5 separate regions of the Homo sapiens genome follow, and regions 1, 2, 4 and 5 are each linked to region 3. The links are chromatin contacts, found by Hi-C or POLR2A ChIA-PET in ENCODE. All regions are on one chromosome and are shown on one strand. Each heading gives the region's core, a stretch centred on a gene start or an enhancer-like site at or near the end of the contact. The rest is flanking DNA. Distances are from core to core; before and after follow the strand shown.

Region 1 (2,700 bases), core at 127-2,626, 1.3 Mb after region 3:
GGGAGGCATCTGTGGGGCTTCTGGAAAATTCACATAAGCATCAGTGAGGAAGCCAGTATTTGGATGTCTGCCACCAGCTGCCAGCCCTGGCCAGGCAGGTGAGAAACACTTGTCTGTCTCTCCTGTTCCTCCTCACTAGTCCACACAGATGGGAGGACTGCACAGAATAGAGGAGGATGCTGCCGGAGCAGGTGTGCTACTCCACACCCTGAGTCCCTCTGGTGGGGGCTGGCCAGGGCTGGCGGAGTGGACATTGGTCATTGCATTGGACCCAGACGGAAGCTTTAAATTGGACTTGCGAAAGGAAAATATCTTGGGCTTCCAAAATCACTAAGGAAAACTCAAGCTGGAAACTGCTTAGGGCAAACGTGTCTCGCATTCTATTCGCAGTCTCCCCTCTGCTCACTGAGATAGATTCATATCTGACTTGCCTCCTTTGGAAAGGCTAATCAGAAATCCAGAAGAATGTAACCGTTTGTGTATCAGCTATCTGTGACCTGGAAGCTCCCTCCCCGCTTCGAGTCTTCCTGCCTTTACTTCAAGTCGTCCTGCCTTTCCAGATGGAACCAATGTACTTCTTACATATGTTGATTGATGTCTCATGTCTCCCTAAAATGTATAAAACCAAGCTGTGCCCCGACCACATTGGGCACATGTCTTCAGGACTTCCTGAGGCTGTGTCATGGGTGCATCCTCAACCTTGGCAAAATAAACTTTCTAAATTAACCGAGCCCTGTCTCAGACCTTCAGCGTTCACAGACTATACCGAATCGGGCTGTTAATCTTTGAAAGTGACTGGAACCCTAGAGATCTAACCAAGATATTGTCAGGGAACTCAGCAGAGAGATCGTGAACATGGCAGAACTGAAGGCAAGTGACTGTAGAAAAATAAATTATTTCACGCCTGTACTTCCTACGAACAAGGATTGTTTAGTAAACTAGATGTGGTAGCCACGATTTTCATGATCAACAGAGTGGCAACAGGCAAGACTGAATGATGGGGCTTTGGGGAATTGCACTGGCGATGAATCACCCTGAGATTATGCAGGTGGGGTTTCCCCTGAAGGGACTGGAACTGCTCACTGCCAGCTGTCCTCAGAAGAGGTCAGTCATGGGGCGGGAAATCAGAATGCTGGGACTAGAGTCAGTCTGACTGGATTTCCCAGGAAAGGTGACTGTTGAGTCCCCAGGGCACTTCCTCCTGGAGGGGGAAGGACCTGTGCCTGGCACTGACTTATTCTCTGTTTTCTGTTTCCTTTCCATTGTCCCTGAACCTTTATTGTGATCTGATCAGTGTCTCAAATATTTTGACTTCTGATGTCCTGAGAGGAATTAAGGGGAAAGGTCCACAACCAACCCCTGAGGCAAAGCAGAGGAGGGTTATGACTTCTGTCCTCAGGCCACAGCAGTGGTGGCAGCCACAGGCACCAGCTGAGAACAGCTTTGCCCCAGAGGGACCAGTTTCTGAATACACATGACAGAGCACCTTGAGAGAGTCTCAAGATTCTTTAGCAGAACAGGGGACACTGGGAGTAGGGGCAGAGGGCACTCATTTTTGTCAATAAAACTAGTGTGAGTCAAACTACGATGGCTTCAGTTACACTATAAATAGAATTATCAAACAAGGGGACAAGCTCCTTGTCCCTACAAGTGCTTAAAAAATAAATATTTTTCTTTTAAGGAGTTTTCTAATGGTGTTCCTATGACATTAATTTATTAAACATTTAACATACTTTGCACTTACTGTATATCAAGCATTGTGCTAGGTTCCTTACATACAATTTCTATTAATAACCTGGTTTTGTAGTTGAGGAAACAGAAGCTTACAAAGTGAAATAAGTTGCCTTAGGTCTTGCAAATAATCAGTAGTAGAGACCCCCAAAGGTGAGCACACTAGAATACACCAGCCTAGTCGGGGAGGATGACCATCATGGAAAACCACTCACTGATGGAGATGTGCACAAATTGTTTTGGGCGCATATGACTTAGTGTTATGGGAAAGGGAAGAATAGAGGGAGTGGTCAGAGAAGGTATCTTTTTTTTTTTTTTTCTTGAGACAGAGTCTTGCTCTGTTGCCCAGGCTGGAGAGCAGTGGTGTTCAATCTTGGCTCACTGCAGCCTCCCCAGGTTCAAGTGATTCTCATGCCTCAGGCTCCTGAGTAGCTGGGATTACAGGTGTGTGCCATCATACCCGGTTAATTTTTGTGTTTTTAGTAGAGACGGGCTTTCACCATGTTGTCCAGGCTAGTCTTGAACTCCTGGCCTCAAGTGATCCTCCCACTTTGGCCTCTGAAGGTGCTGGGATTACAGGTGTGAGCCACTTCCCAGGCCCATTCAAGGCTTTTTAAAAGACGTGTCTCCAAGGCTGAGTCTTAAAGATGTGCAAGCAGTTAAAAGAAGAAGGAGGAAGCCTCCTGGGGGCAGGTGAGAGGAGGCTGACACTCCAGACGAAAGGGCCAGCCAAGTGATTCTCACAGAGATAGATCAATAAATATTAAGTTGAATGACAACATGGGCAAAGTCACCTAATCAAGACACCACATAGCTCTGGGGTGACAGGAGGAGACTCCATGCCTGTCAGGATGAAGTGCAGAGGGCGAGGCCAGGGAATGCCGGTGAGGCTGCAGATAGCACAGGTGGCCGTGCGCCAGAGGGAGAAGAAGCAACTGTGTGGACGGCAGAAATGTCTGGAGGTTGTTT
Region 2 (2,700 bases), core at 155-2,654, 1.6 Mb after region 3:
GTGCCCAACATTTCTGCTTTGCTCCAGCTACTCGCCCTTGGAAACAGCCTCTCCACAAATTTTTGCGTCTCTAAATCCTATAGCATTCAAAGCTATGTACAAAAGCCCCTTCTTTCATAAAGTTGTCTGAGACTTACTCACAATTAAGCTTTCTTTGACTTGCGTCTCACTGAATTCTGTACCTCTATTAGAGCATCGGTTCCAGTTTTCCTTGTAAAGCTCTGTGATGCCTCCAGAGTCCCCGGCGGGGGAAGGTGGGTGGGGAGGGGGTAGAGTAGTGGGGTATTTTGCTTTTTAACATCTTATGGACCTTGGACAGTGCCCTGCATATACTATGTGCTCGAAACAGTTTGTTGAATTGAAATTATGTATATTTCAGACGGAATTAGAAAGTAAAAAGCAAACCATATTATGATCTCACAAGTGTGAGTCCAGCATCCTCATTAAGCAATGGTTGCACAATGGACTGTGCTGGAGGCTCAAGTCCTGTTTCTGTTCTATGAAAATAACTCCTTATCTATACAAACAACATTCAAAGCACAATCAACCACACCTCTGCATACCTACCACAGAACTCTTCAGTACCGGCCAGAAATTTTTTTAAGACTATATTATTTTGGGGTGGGGGGTCTGCAAAAACTAAACATCACTTTTAAACTCTAGGAAGACATTAAGCCCTTCCATCTTTGAACATAGAAACATAATTAAGATTCCGAAGTCATGTACTCATTCATCTGATTCCATGAACATTTACTGACCTGCCACCTTGTGCCCCAACAAGGGCCTGGGGATTCAACCAAAGGAGCAGCTACGCACAGCACGTTAGGTGCCAAGACTGTCGAGGTTATATACACAGAGTGCGAACGTTAACCTAGACAGCTCTCGAGGATGGCATACAGCAAATGAAACTTTCTGCGAAAAGAAGAAAACGTGACTGATGGAAAGGGGTGGAAACGGGAGAAAGTGACGGTAAATGGGAAGGTGCAGTGCCTTCTAGAGGAAAATTATATTTCACAAGTCCTCTTCACTGCCAGAGCACGACTGGCAAGGACAATCGTGCTGAGCAGTGCCATCTCCGAGAACAGGTGGCACTGCTCGCACTTGGAATACTCAGGACGCGTTCTTCCTCTGGGATCACTATTCGCGGGTCAGCACAGACGGCCCGTCCTCGCCCGGCGTCCAACTGCACGGCCCGAGGACTCTGTCCCTGCGCGTCCCACCCCCGGCACCCGGAACCTCACGGCCACTCACTCTGCGCGCAGGATCCGGAAGGGCTAGGCGGGGGCGCGGCGGTGCAGCCTCTCCCGAGCGCGCTGGGTCGCCTCTGCTCGGTCTGGGGTCTGCCAGGCGCGATCCCCCCGGTGCAGCCGAGCCCCTCCGCAGACTCTGCGCAGGAAAGCGAAACTACCCGGCAGGAGAAAAGGCAGCGCTGGCGCCCGGCCCCCTTCCGCCCCCACCAATCACCGGGCGGCTCCGCGCTCAGCCAATTAGACGCGGCTGTTCCGTGGGCGCCACCGCCTCCCTCTGCGGGCCGCTGCTCCGCCCACGCGCTGGGGTATTTCCGCCGGCTTCCGGCGGGGGCCGCCGGCTGGGTGAGCTGCAGCCCAGTCCCGTGTTGCCACGCTGGGAACTGGCGTTCTGTTTACATATCTTAGAGAACGATCAGAAGGACGTGCTGTGTTTGCAGAAGCCCAAACTTGGAGGTCTCTGTAGTAGTTTCATCGCCGAGAATCCAGGCAGAGGACAGATTTGGCGACGTCGTCATTCTAGAAGCTCCCTTTAGCAACTGACCTCCGTGTTGCTAAACCCAGGGAACGCTTTTCTGTTTTTCTCACTTTACTTGACAGCTCGGAAGCATGGGGCAGAGTTGACGCCTTTGTTCTTGAAACACGTTTCTTCCTTGGTCATGATGATAACACATCCTTCTTGCTTTTTCCTGCCTCTGGCATTCTTTCTACATTGCCTCCACCTCCACTATCAAACCATTATATGTTAAGGTTGTCAGGGTCCAGACATTCGTCAGCTTCTTTACCTGGGCTTCTCCTAAACGCTGTGCTGTGATGACCTCACCCACAGCTTCAGTTTCCTTCTAGATGGAGGAGTCTTAAATGCTTATCCCGTCCACACCTCTCCTCTGGGCTTCACACCTACAACTCCCACTTGCCTCTCCACTTGTATGTGCAGTGAGCTCTACAAACTATGTTCAGAACCAAACATCTTTCTCCTCAAACCTGCTCTTTTTCTAGAAATGGCACATGACAGATACCTAGGATTCATAGTTGACATTGCCTTCTCCCTCACCTCGCAACACCTGATCCTCAAATCTTAATTGATTCTTCCTCCTAAATATTTCCCAAGTCTCATTTACTCTGCTCCATCTCTTCTGCTGCCTCCTTCTGCAGTAGATTCCCGAATGGCTGCCTCACTTCAGCCCTTATCTACCTTTTAATCCATTCTCCATACAAGAGTTTGAGTGTTTTTTTTTTTAATTGAAAAGCAGATCATGTCATTTGCCAACCTGAAAATCCTTCCATGGCTTTTCTTTGCTCTTATAAAATTCAGTTTCTTAATACATACTATAAAGCCCTGGTTGCCCGATCTCTTTGTCCAACCCCATAATGTGCCACTCTGCTTTGCTTACTTCAGCATTTAGTTCTTCAAATAAACCACACTCTCCAAACTCAGGGACTTCTCACCCTG
Region 3 (2,700 bases), core at 82-2,581:
CTCAGTAAAAAGTAAATTTATCCCTGATTTTTACAGTGGTGCTGTCCCAGGATATGTCTTGACCTTTGTGAATATTGTATTTCTCCACCATAAATAAACTTATAGGTATAATCATGTGTGGCTTAATGATGGGGATATGTTCTAAGAAATGCATTTTAGGTGATTTCATCATTGTGTGAATATCACAGAGTGTACCTACACAAACCTAGATGGTACAGCCTACTACACACCTAGGCTGTACGTTATAGCTGATTGCTCCTAGGCTACAAATCTGAACAACATGTTACTGTACTCAATATTGCAGGCAATTGTAACAGAATAGTATTTGTGTATTTAAACACATAAAAGGTACAGTAAAAACACAGTATTATAATCTTACGGAATCACCATGTTATATGCATTGATTGAAAGATCCTTATGTGACATGTGACTATATTTGAGACCTTGGTAATTTTGTGGTAAATCCACAAATCAAGAAGCGAAATCAAAATAGGCAACATAATATACAGGGTCCAAGAATATGATACGTGTAAGTTTACAAAGGAAAACTGGAGATAAACTGGCAAAAATAAACATGTTGAGATTTTAGGGGTTCCTAACCCACAGATTCTATTCACTAATGGGAAAAGGTAAAACTCAGGAAACCAGAGACCAGCGCCCTGAAACCTGGCGGGACTGGCCGAATGTCAGATTAGCCCGAGCAGCTACACTGAACGCTGCGGAAGATGCACCAGAATCCCGGAGTAGGAGCCAGATTTCCAAAGGAAGAAAGCTAGGCCCTAGGACTGTGGAGATTCTGTAGTAACCTAAGCGATGTTCACAAGAACAGAAGAACGGCTAATGAGAGGAACAAAAAGCTGTACAAGGAAGAGAAAGCTACCTTTCCACCCAATAACTCAACGCTGCGACCGAGAAAACCAGGGACGCGAGAGGCTCGCGTCATCCTGCAGCGCCGACACCACAGACACTAGAAAGCGACGCCTCCGGTGGGACGACTGGAGGTCACGTGGTACACTATACGCCACCTTTCCCTTCTGGCGGAAAAAGCCATAGAGTCAGGTTGACAAGGCCTGAGAGAAATATGTCTGTATTAAATAATTGTGTATAGGTATATAATAAAAACTGATTGTCTCTAAATCTCTGTTTTGCTTTCACCTTTTCTTACAAGTGTCTTAGTTTGACATTGCCCACACAAAAGGTGCCTGCACGGAAGCGGAGTCCTACCACCGAGTCTCAGGCCTAGAAGGGCCCGGGGGTGGGTTCTGTGGGCTGGGAACAGCCTTATTACCCGGCTCAACGAAGGAAGTTCAGGGCGGGACCAGAGATTGGCCATTCCGCTACTGCGCAAAGATGGTGGAGGAGGAGAACATCCGCGTGGTTCGTTGTGGCGGCAGCGAGTTGAACTTTAGGAGAGCTGTGTTCTCTGCAGATTCTAAGTATGAGGGGCACCGCGCTTTGTCGGCTGAGGGGCGGGGCGTGAGTTTCTCGAGGGTCGGGGAGAAGGAATTGTCAGTCGCGTTCGGACTCGCCCGCCTGGCGGATATCGGCTTTGGGTAGAGCACGCGCCTGTGGGGGATCCCCAGGGTACCTGGGAGGTCCCGTTACCACTGCAGATTGGGTTGCGTCCCCCGATTCCTGGACAGTTTACCTGCAGGTAGATAAAGGCCCTGGAGCCGGTCTCCGTGTCGAGGATCTGGAAGGTGTTCGGGCGGCTGGAAAATGGTCCAGGGGTGGATGTGTATGCCACTACCTTTGCAGTACCTACTCTTTCGTACAGAATCATGTTTTGGAGTGACTAAAACCTAAAACTATTCCGCTTTTTCTACCCACTCCTCACTCCTGAAGCATAGTGCATGAAGCATAGTGCAGTCTTTTCGGAACTTTACATGAAAACAGATGTTAGATTCTTTATGAGATAAAAATACGCTAAGACTTGGTCTCTTTTCTCAGTGTAGCTGGAAACCAAACCACTCCCTGGCTTCAAAATCCACTTCTTACATTATGAAACCTTTGTAAGTTTCTTAATCTTTGCCTCAGTTGCCATCATCTGTAAAGGGGGACAATATTTAGTTCATCTCACGTGGTTATTGGGAGGATTAAATGCCTCAATATGTTAAAACTACAGACAACAATGCCCGGCACATAATGGCTCAATGTATGTAGCTGTAATCATTATTACTGTATTGTCAGGTTTTCAAATAACTTTAGGTAGGGTGGCACTTAATAAAATCAAAAAACCCTTTCTGCCTTAGAAGAGTAGAGATAGTATTTTATGAAAGTTTGTAGCCTCCACAATATTCTTTTTTTTTTTTTTTTTTTTTTTTTTGATGCAGAATCTCACTCTGTCACCCAGGCTGGAGTGCAGTGGCTCAATCTAGGCTCATTGCAACCTCCGCCTCCCTGGTTCAAGCAATTCTGGTGCCTCGGCCTCCTGAGTAGCAAGTATTATAAGCGCGGGCCACCACGCCCGCTAATTTTTGTATTTTTAGTAGAGAGAGGGTTTCGCCATGTTGGCCAGGCTGCCCTGGAACTCCTGGCCTCAAGTGATCTGCCCACCTGAACCTCCCAAAGTGCAGCGATTACAGTGAGCAACTGTGCCCGGCCCACCCCCACAATATTCTGCATATGAGTGTACGACAGGTAGTTGTTGAAGGTAATGCAAGCATGACTGAAAGAGCTTTTATAAATTGCCTTAGAAGC
Region 4 (2,700 bases), core at 18-2,517, 1.2 Mb after region 3:
TAGGTGTGCCTTAAGGAACCTACCATTTGGAATGAAATCTCTAGGGAAACGTTTCTTCAGCTAGTTAGTAAGTGAGGTTGGAATCCTTCTGCTTAGACGGAATGAATAACATGTCCACTGGAACACAGCCCTCTGTGAGTCCACTTTCAGCTGAAATGAAAATAGATTTTGTTTATTCTTACTTATCTTTTGAATTAGATCTAATTAAATCTTCTCATTCTGGGGCAATTGTAAAAATCGCTACTTTGTATTGCTTTTATTTTGTGTCAGTCCCTACTAGACATTTGGAATTCATTATCACAAACATTCTTGTCTAACCTATGTGGAGGCTTTATGATTTCCATTTTACAGCCAAGGAGAGACCCAGACAGGCTCAGTATCTTCACCTGTGTTGCCAAACTGCTATCCAGTAGCAGAGCCGGGGCTTCCTATCTATGTCTGATTCCTGAATGTCAAAGCAGTACCACCTTCCTAGGTGCTAATGATTATTCACAAAGCATCTTACCTGTGAAAAAAACACTATTGGGGTTATACCTTTCCTCCTAGTACCGTGTGAAGGGCGAAATGTGTGCAGGACTGGTAGTCTTTGAAAAGGGTGGATGGTGGCAGTTATTATTTTCTAATCCAAGAAATGTTATGTAGTAAACAGTTACAAGTTTTGAGTAGAAAATTTAACAATGTAAATTACAAAATATTTAAATATAAGAAATTTTCATTTGATATGCTGATTGTTTATGAGTAAAAACCTTGTGTTGGGAAGATACACAGAGTAAATCAGAAAAATTAGTTTGATTTCCTTATGTCCTACCTATGAAAGAACATATTTAAGGTGGCTTGACAGCTCATTCAAGGGGATGAAAAATCAAGAGCCAAAGTCCCTGGCTCTCTTGTCTTCTCCTAAATTTTTTTAAATGTTAGTTAAAAGTGAATTCAATTGGTAACCTTTCTTTTTCATTAAGAACACATTCAGTTCCATGAACAAATTTGTTATTAACTCCAATGTTATAAGTAACATCTTAGAAGGGAGGAAGGATATATAAAGCTACAGTCTCAGACCTGGTGATGGCAGCTGACTAACTGGACTGAGTGCTATTTCTCATTTGAGTTTTCTTCATTCGCTGAAATTGCTGGAGACTGGGCAGAGATGGGAAATGACAGCATTCTTGACCCTGTGGGAGTCAGAGGTGCAAAGCATTCAGAGATAAGTGGATGAAAGAAATGAGGTTTGTTAATAGAGCCCAGGAAGTCAGAGAACTGGGGCTTGAAGAAGAAAGACCTAAAGGAAACATCTGCTAGCAGTTCCAGCAAGGTGGGGGTGGGAGAGCAAGGAAGGGGGAGGAAAGAGGTTCAGAATATCCACCTACGCTGCTACTAAGCTTGTTGAAAAGAAAGCTGGTCTAATTTGACGTAGACTCTTCCCCTCTGGATCAGAAAAAACAGAAGCATTACAATATGCTATTCATACAGAAAGTGTGATTAGAAAAAAGGAAAATGCACATGTGGGGTTGAGAACATCTGCTGTAACAAGTCATCTAGAGACAGCTAAGCAGTGGCTTTAAAGCAGCTTGCTAGTGTTCGGCAGAAAGGATGAGGAGGCATGGGGATGGAGACCAATGGGATGAGAGTAATTAGGTCATGCACCAGCCTCCGTCCCATAGCTTTTATTTTCTCAGTGATCAGACCCAGAGTCTCGTCAGCAAGGAAACACTGTGATTAATGGCATCAGCCAAAAATATGACATGGAGATAGATTGCTCATAGTATGGTGCAGCTAGCTGGTGCCTGGGAAACAAGCTTACGAGACATAACGAAATTGTGCACCACACATAATGTGAAAGAGACCAGTTTCTTGGGAATGTTCTTACTTTTATTTCTAAGTCATATATTTTGGGGACCTTAAATCTACTTTATGTGACATGCAGTGATAGCTACTCGATTTTGTAGTTTTTCCATCCACAGTGAACTGTCAAGACTGTAGGAGTAAATAATGACTAATGTGCTCAGTTGCAGAGAGATCACTGATTACTTTGGATAATTGTTATTTATTACTTATTTTAGGCTTTTATTTATCTTTATTAATGGTGGAATAGTGTCCATTTTCTAGCAACTTTCACATGTAGAGTTTGAGGTTCCCCCATCCAGCTTTTTCAGTATTCTCATGGTTGAATAATCCTGACTTTAGTGCCACCAGGTATTTGTATGGCAATGTGTACTTTTCCAAGGTTCACTTATTTGCGTTACTTTATTTAATCCCCACAAACTTCCAGTGGGCAGATACACAGGTGGTGTAATCCTAATTTAAAAATTTGGATCACTGGAAATAATGAGGTTTACTTTTTTGCCTGAGATCACACAGCTGGTTCCTAATGTGAAATGCCTAGATCATACCTTTCTCCTGCAAGTTCTTCCAGAAACAGTATTGAGGCATTGGGGCTCATGGGGATTCTGATTGGTGCACTCCACTCAGATTCTGCTGATGAACTGATAACCCTCTAATCTGGGTCTCCAGCCTTGATTTTACCCCAAGCTCCAAACTCACTGCCCCTGCTTACCTGGCTTATCTACACACGGAGGTCTCACTAGCAAATGAGCTCAACCGAATTCATCAGTGTTCTGGCCCCTCCCAGACCTCGTGATCTTGAGTTCCTTATTCTAGAGAATGTCATAACCAAACTCTCAGTTGCCTTATTTCTGCGGCACC
Region 5 (2,700 bases), core at 67-2,566, 1.2 Mb after region 3:
TGCAATGGCACGATCTTGGCTCACTGCAACCTCCGCCTCCCGGGTTCAAGCTATTCTCCCGCCTCAGCCTCCCAAGCAGCTGGGATGTCAGGCATGCGCCACCACGCCCGGCTAATTTTGTATTTTTTGTAGAGACGGGATTTCACCACGTTAGCCAGGCTGGTGTCCAACTCCGGACCTCAGGTGATCCGCCCGCCTCGGCCTCCCACAGTGCTGGCATTACAGGCGTGAGCCCTGGCCAGCCTAAGTACATTTTTGAAGGTGCTTTAATACTTTGGTTAGCAAAGTTTATGCAAACCAAAAAATTCTATATTGTGCCTTGGGAACTCTAATTTAGCACACACCAGCACTATACTAGCGCCGTAGTTTTTCTACACCATGGACACAAAAAACATTAAACAGTAAAATAAAAGGCAGATTTTCAGGAGGTTAAAAAGGTTGGAATTAAATTACCCGGCCAGCGCGACAGTTGTCAAAGCTGTACTTCGGACTCCCTGGTTCCATTCCTCCCTCCTCCTCCCGTCCCAACGCCAGAGCGGAGGTGGGGAGGGGGCAAGATGGGCGAGGCAGAGATGCTCTCCCAGCCGCCGGTTCTTCCAGCGCCGCGCACCTGCCGCCCCTTCCTCCATGCGGTCGCTGCAGCCTTCCCGCCGGACGCCTCGCCCCCCCGGGCAGGGGCGCACCTGGACCACCTGCCTCCCCGCCTCTGCCCCGAGCCTGCGGGGGCCAGGGGAGCCCGGCGCGCTGTTGTTTTTTTTTTTTTTTTTTTTTTAAAGTCAGCCTCCTAGAGGATGTTGGATTTGGCGGGTGTGCTCTTTGAAATACTATATCGGGAACCTCACACATAATTTTTTTTTTTTAATTGCAAACCTTCCCAGTTCACTCCGCAGCTGGAGAGCAGGCCGGAGGCGGCGTTCCCCACCCGTCTCCCTCTTTGTCGTCCCCTCCCCGCGCCCGGAGCGGGACTCGCGGGAGCCGCCCACTCCCGGCGCCCACTTGGTTCCTCCCAGCTGCCGTGTGAATGGGCCGTCCTCCGGATTCCGCGGAGGGGGCGGCGGGAAGGGGCCGAGCCCCGGGCCCAGCGGCCGCCCCCGCCCCCGCCCGGCGGCGGCCCACGCCGGGATCTGCGTCACTCGGCCGCGCGTGGGCGGGAGCCGGAGCGGCGAATGTAGCAAGAGCGGAATCTCCCAATGTGACAGCGCGGGGTGGGGGAGTGGAGGCGGCGGAGGCGGGCGGGGGAGGGGGAGGAGGGTGTAGCGCGCGCGGGGAAGGCAGGGGAGGGGAGGGCAAGGCGCGGCGGGGGAGGCGCTGCCGCCGCCGCCGCCGCCCGCGCGCCGCAGCCTGGAGGAGCCGCCGCCGCCGCCGCGGCCAAGCGAGCGCCGTCGGGGCGGGTGGGCGGGAAGAAGCGGCGGGCCCGAGGTGGGGGGGAGCAGAGAGAGCGCGCCCACCACCTTCCCTTCCCCCCTCGATGGGAGCGGGGGCGTCCCGGCTCCTGCAGCCGCCAGAGGAGGGAGAGCCGGGGGCCGTCGCTTCGGAGTTGGGGCTGAGCAGTCCTCGGGGAGAGCGCGCCAAGACCGCTGCAGCCGCTGGCTGAGTACGTACCGGAGCGGACGGTCGCCACTCCCGGTCCGCCAAGTGCGGGACACTTTCGCGGCTGAGCGGCCACGGGCGAACTTGGGGCGGCTGAGTCGCGGGGCCACGCGGGCACTTTGGGGGCGGTGTCCGGGGGAAGCGGGCTCCGCGCGGCCGCCGCCGGAAGGAGAGGGCGGCCCCGGGCTCGTGTGGGCGATTCCCGGAGACATTCTGTGTGCCAGGGCGGCGGGGAGCGCGGCCCTGACTCGTGCATTTTCCCTCCGAGAAAGGTTGGGGTGCCGAGTCCGTTTTGCTAACGGGGCTGGGGGCGTCACACGGCGCTCTGGGGGTGTGCGATGTGGGTTGTGCGCGCCGGCCCCAGAGTTTTGCAGCCACCTTCGTCAGGGCAGTCTTTTTGTTTGTTTACTTTATAAAAGTGCTGCACTTACCGTCTCGATTTTCTTCTTGGGTATCTTCCCTTTCCGAATGTAGTTTTCTTTTTAAAAGCGGAAGGAGAGTTTTACATGGAAGTGGCTTACAGAAACTTGGCGCTGAGGTGCAGGGAAGCCAGAAACTCTTTGTGTCTCTAAGGCCGATGAGGAATTTGGAAACACATGTGGGACATACAAGCGTTGGATATAGAGGTGTGTGTGTGTGACCTTATCATGGAGAAACACTGAAAATACTATCAAATCTTTGTGGTCTGCAAACTCAGAGCTTCCAAAGCTTGAGATAGGAAATGACACTTCTGTTAAGCCTGAATGTTGCAGGATCTCGGGGAAAGGGATAGTTGAGATGGAATATACATTTGTCGATTCTGCAGACCAAGCTTTGCAGCGAGTGATCGGGAGGAATCGTAGACTTGCATGTACTTACACCTCGCTCCCTGAGATTCGGGAGGCACGGAAAATTTTGGGATGGCTGTTAATTTAAAATTTCATCTGAAAGAGTCGATTTGGAGTAACTTGTCACTACCAGTTGGTTTGCCAGTGACGTGTCTGCCAACTCAAAGAGTGCAAAGATCAGAAGCTGAAAGAGGAATTCTCAGATCTTGTTTAAAAATATTTTGGCAGTTTTAATAGATAATATGAGATTGCATAGGAACAGAGGAGCCGAATTTAAAATAGA

The links. A loop is a pair of places that touch in the nucleus more often than their neighbours do. ChIA-PET counts read pairs that join two places held with the same protein, here RNA polymerase II (POLR2A). Pooled maps may share reads with other maps.
Region 1: a loop to region 3 is called in a pooled map, with 6 times the contacts of the local background. The contact joins the enhancer-like site here to the promoter of WDR75 in region 3. A Hi-C loop is called at or near these places in 2 of 37 single-sample maps with no recorded cell type and 6 of 50 pooled maps.
Region 2: a map of CD8-positive, alpha-beta T cell shows a loop between it and region 3 (9-fold over the local background). The contact joins the promoter of STAT1 here to the promoter of WDR75 in region 3. A Hi-C loop is called at or near these places in 4 of 168 maps with a recorded cell type or tissue (B cell, CD8-positive, alpha-beta T cell and naive thymus-derived CD4-positive, alpha-beta T cell), 5 of 37 single-sample maps with no recorded cell type and 13 of 50 pooled maps. POLR2A ChIA-PET finds 5 or more read pairs at or near these places in 1 of 52 experiments (H1).
Region 4: a pooled map shows a loop between it and region 3 (5-fold over the local background). The contact joins the enhancer-like site here to the promoter of WDR75 in region 3. A Hi-C loop is called at or near these places in 2 of 37 single-sample maps with no recorded cell type and 5 of 50 pooled maps.
Region 5: a map of CD8-positive, alpha-beta T cell shows a loop between it and region 3 (9-fold over the local background). The contact joins the promoter of NAB1 here to the promoter of WDR75 in region 3. A Hi-C loop is called at or near these places in 5 of 168 maps with a recorded cell type or tissue (CD4-positive, alpha-beta T cell, CD4-positive, alpha-beta memory T cell, CD8-positive, alpha-beta T cell and 1 more) and 11 of 50 pooled maps. POLR2A ChIA-PET finds 5 or more read pairs at or near these places in 1 of 52 experiments (T-cell).

The regions. Positions count from the first base shown.
Region 1 is chr2:190,717,880-190,720,579 of GRCh38, forward strand. No RefSeq gene overlaps it. Among named protein-coding and RNA genes, the nearest start is that of NAB1, 70 kb to the left of the region's middle. Within about 2 kb of position 1,377, at least 5 of the 41 ENCODE cell types and tissues checked have a DNase peak (open chromatin) inside an H3K27ac peak, as active enhancers do.
Region 2 is chr2:191,012,767-191,015,466 of GRCh38, forward strand. It overlaps STAT1 (signal transducer and activator of transcription 1), which reads right to left and starts at 1,405. Exons shown (of 25, transcript NM_007315.4): 1 at 1,252-1,405; 2 at 759-912. RefSeq lists enhancers at 758-1,077, 1,688-1,887, 1,918-1,997 and silencers at 1,168-1,367, 1,398-1,637.
Region 3 is chr2:189,440,143-189,442,842 of GRCh38, forward strand. WDR75 (WD repeat domain 75) reads left to right here and starts at 1,332. Exons shown (of 21, transcript NM_032168.3): 1 at 1,332-1,436. The coding sequence starts at 1,351. It also overlaps a transcript of COL5A2 not described here. RefSeq lists enhancers at 198-896, 668-827, 848-1,067, 1,328-1,457, 1,478-1,707 and 1 more.
Region 4 is chr2:190,677,369-190,680,068 of GRCh38, forward strand. The region is part of intron 6 of NAB1 (NGFI-A binding protein 1); the gene reads left to right. Among named protein-coding and RNA genes, the nearest start is that of NAB1, 30 kb to the left of the region's middle. RefSeq lists an enhancer at 1,370-1,419. Within about 2 kb of position 1,268, at least 4 of the 41 ENCODE cell types and tissues checked have a DNase peak (open chromatin) inside an H3K27ac peak, as active enhancers do.
Region 5 is chr2:190,647,767-190,650,466 of GRCh38, forward strand. It overlaps NAB1 (NGFI-A binding protein 1), which reads left to right and starts at 1,317. Exons shown (of 10, transcript NM_005966.4): 1 at 1,317-1,594; 2 at 2,080-2,216. It also overlaps a transcript of NEMP2 not described here. RefSeq lists silencers at 578-627, 638-687, 768-817, 848-1,217, 1,228-1,827.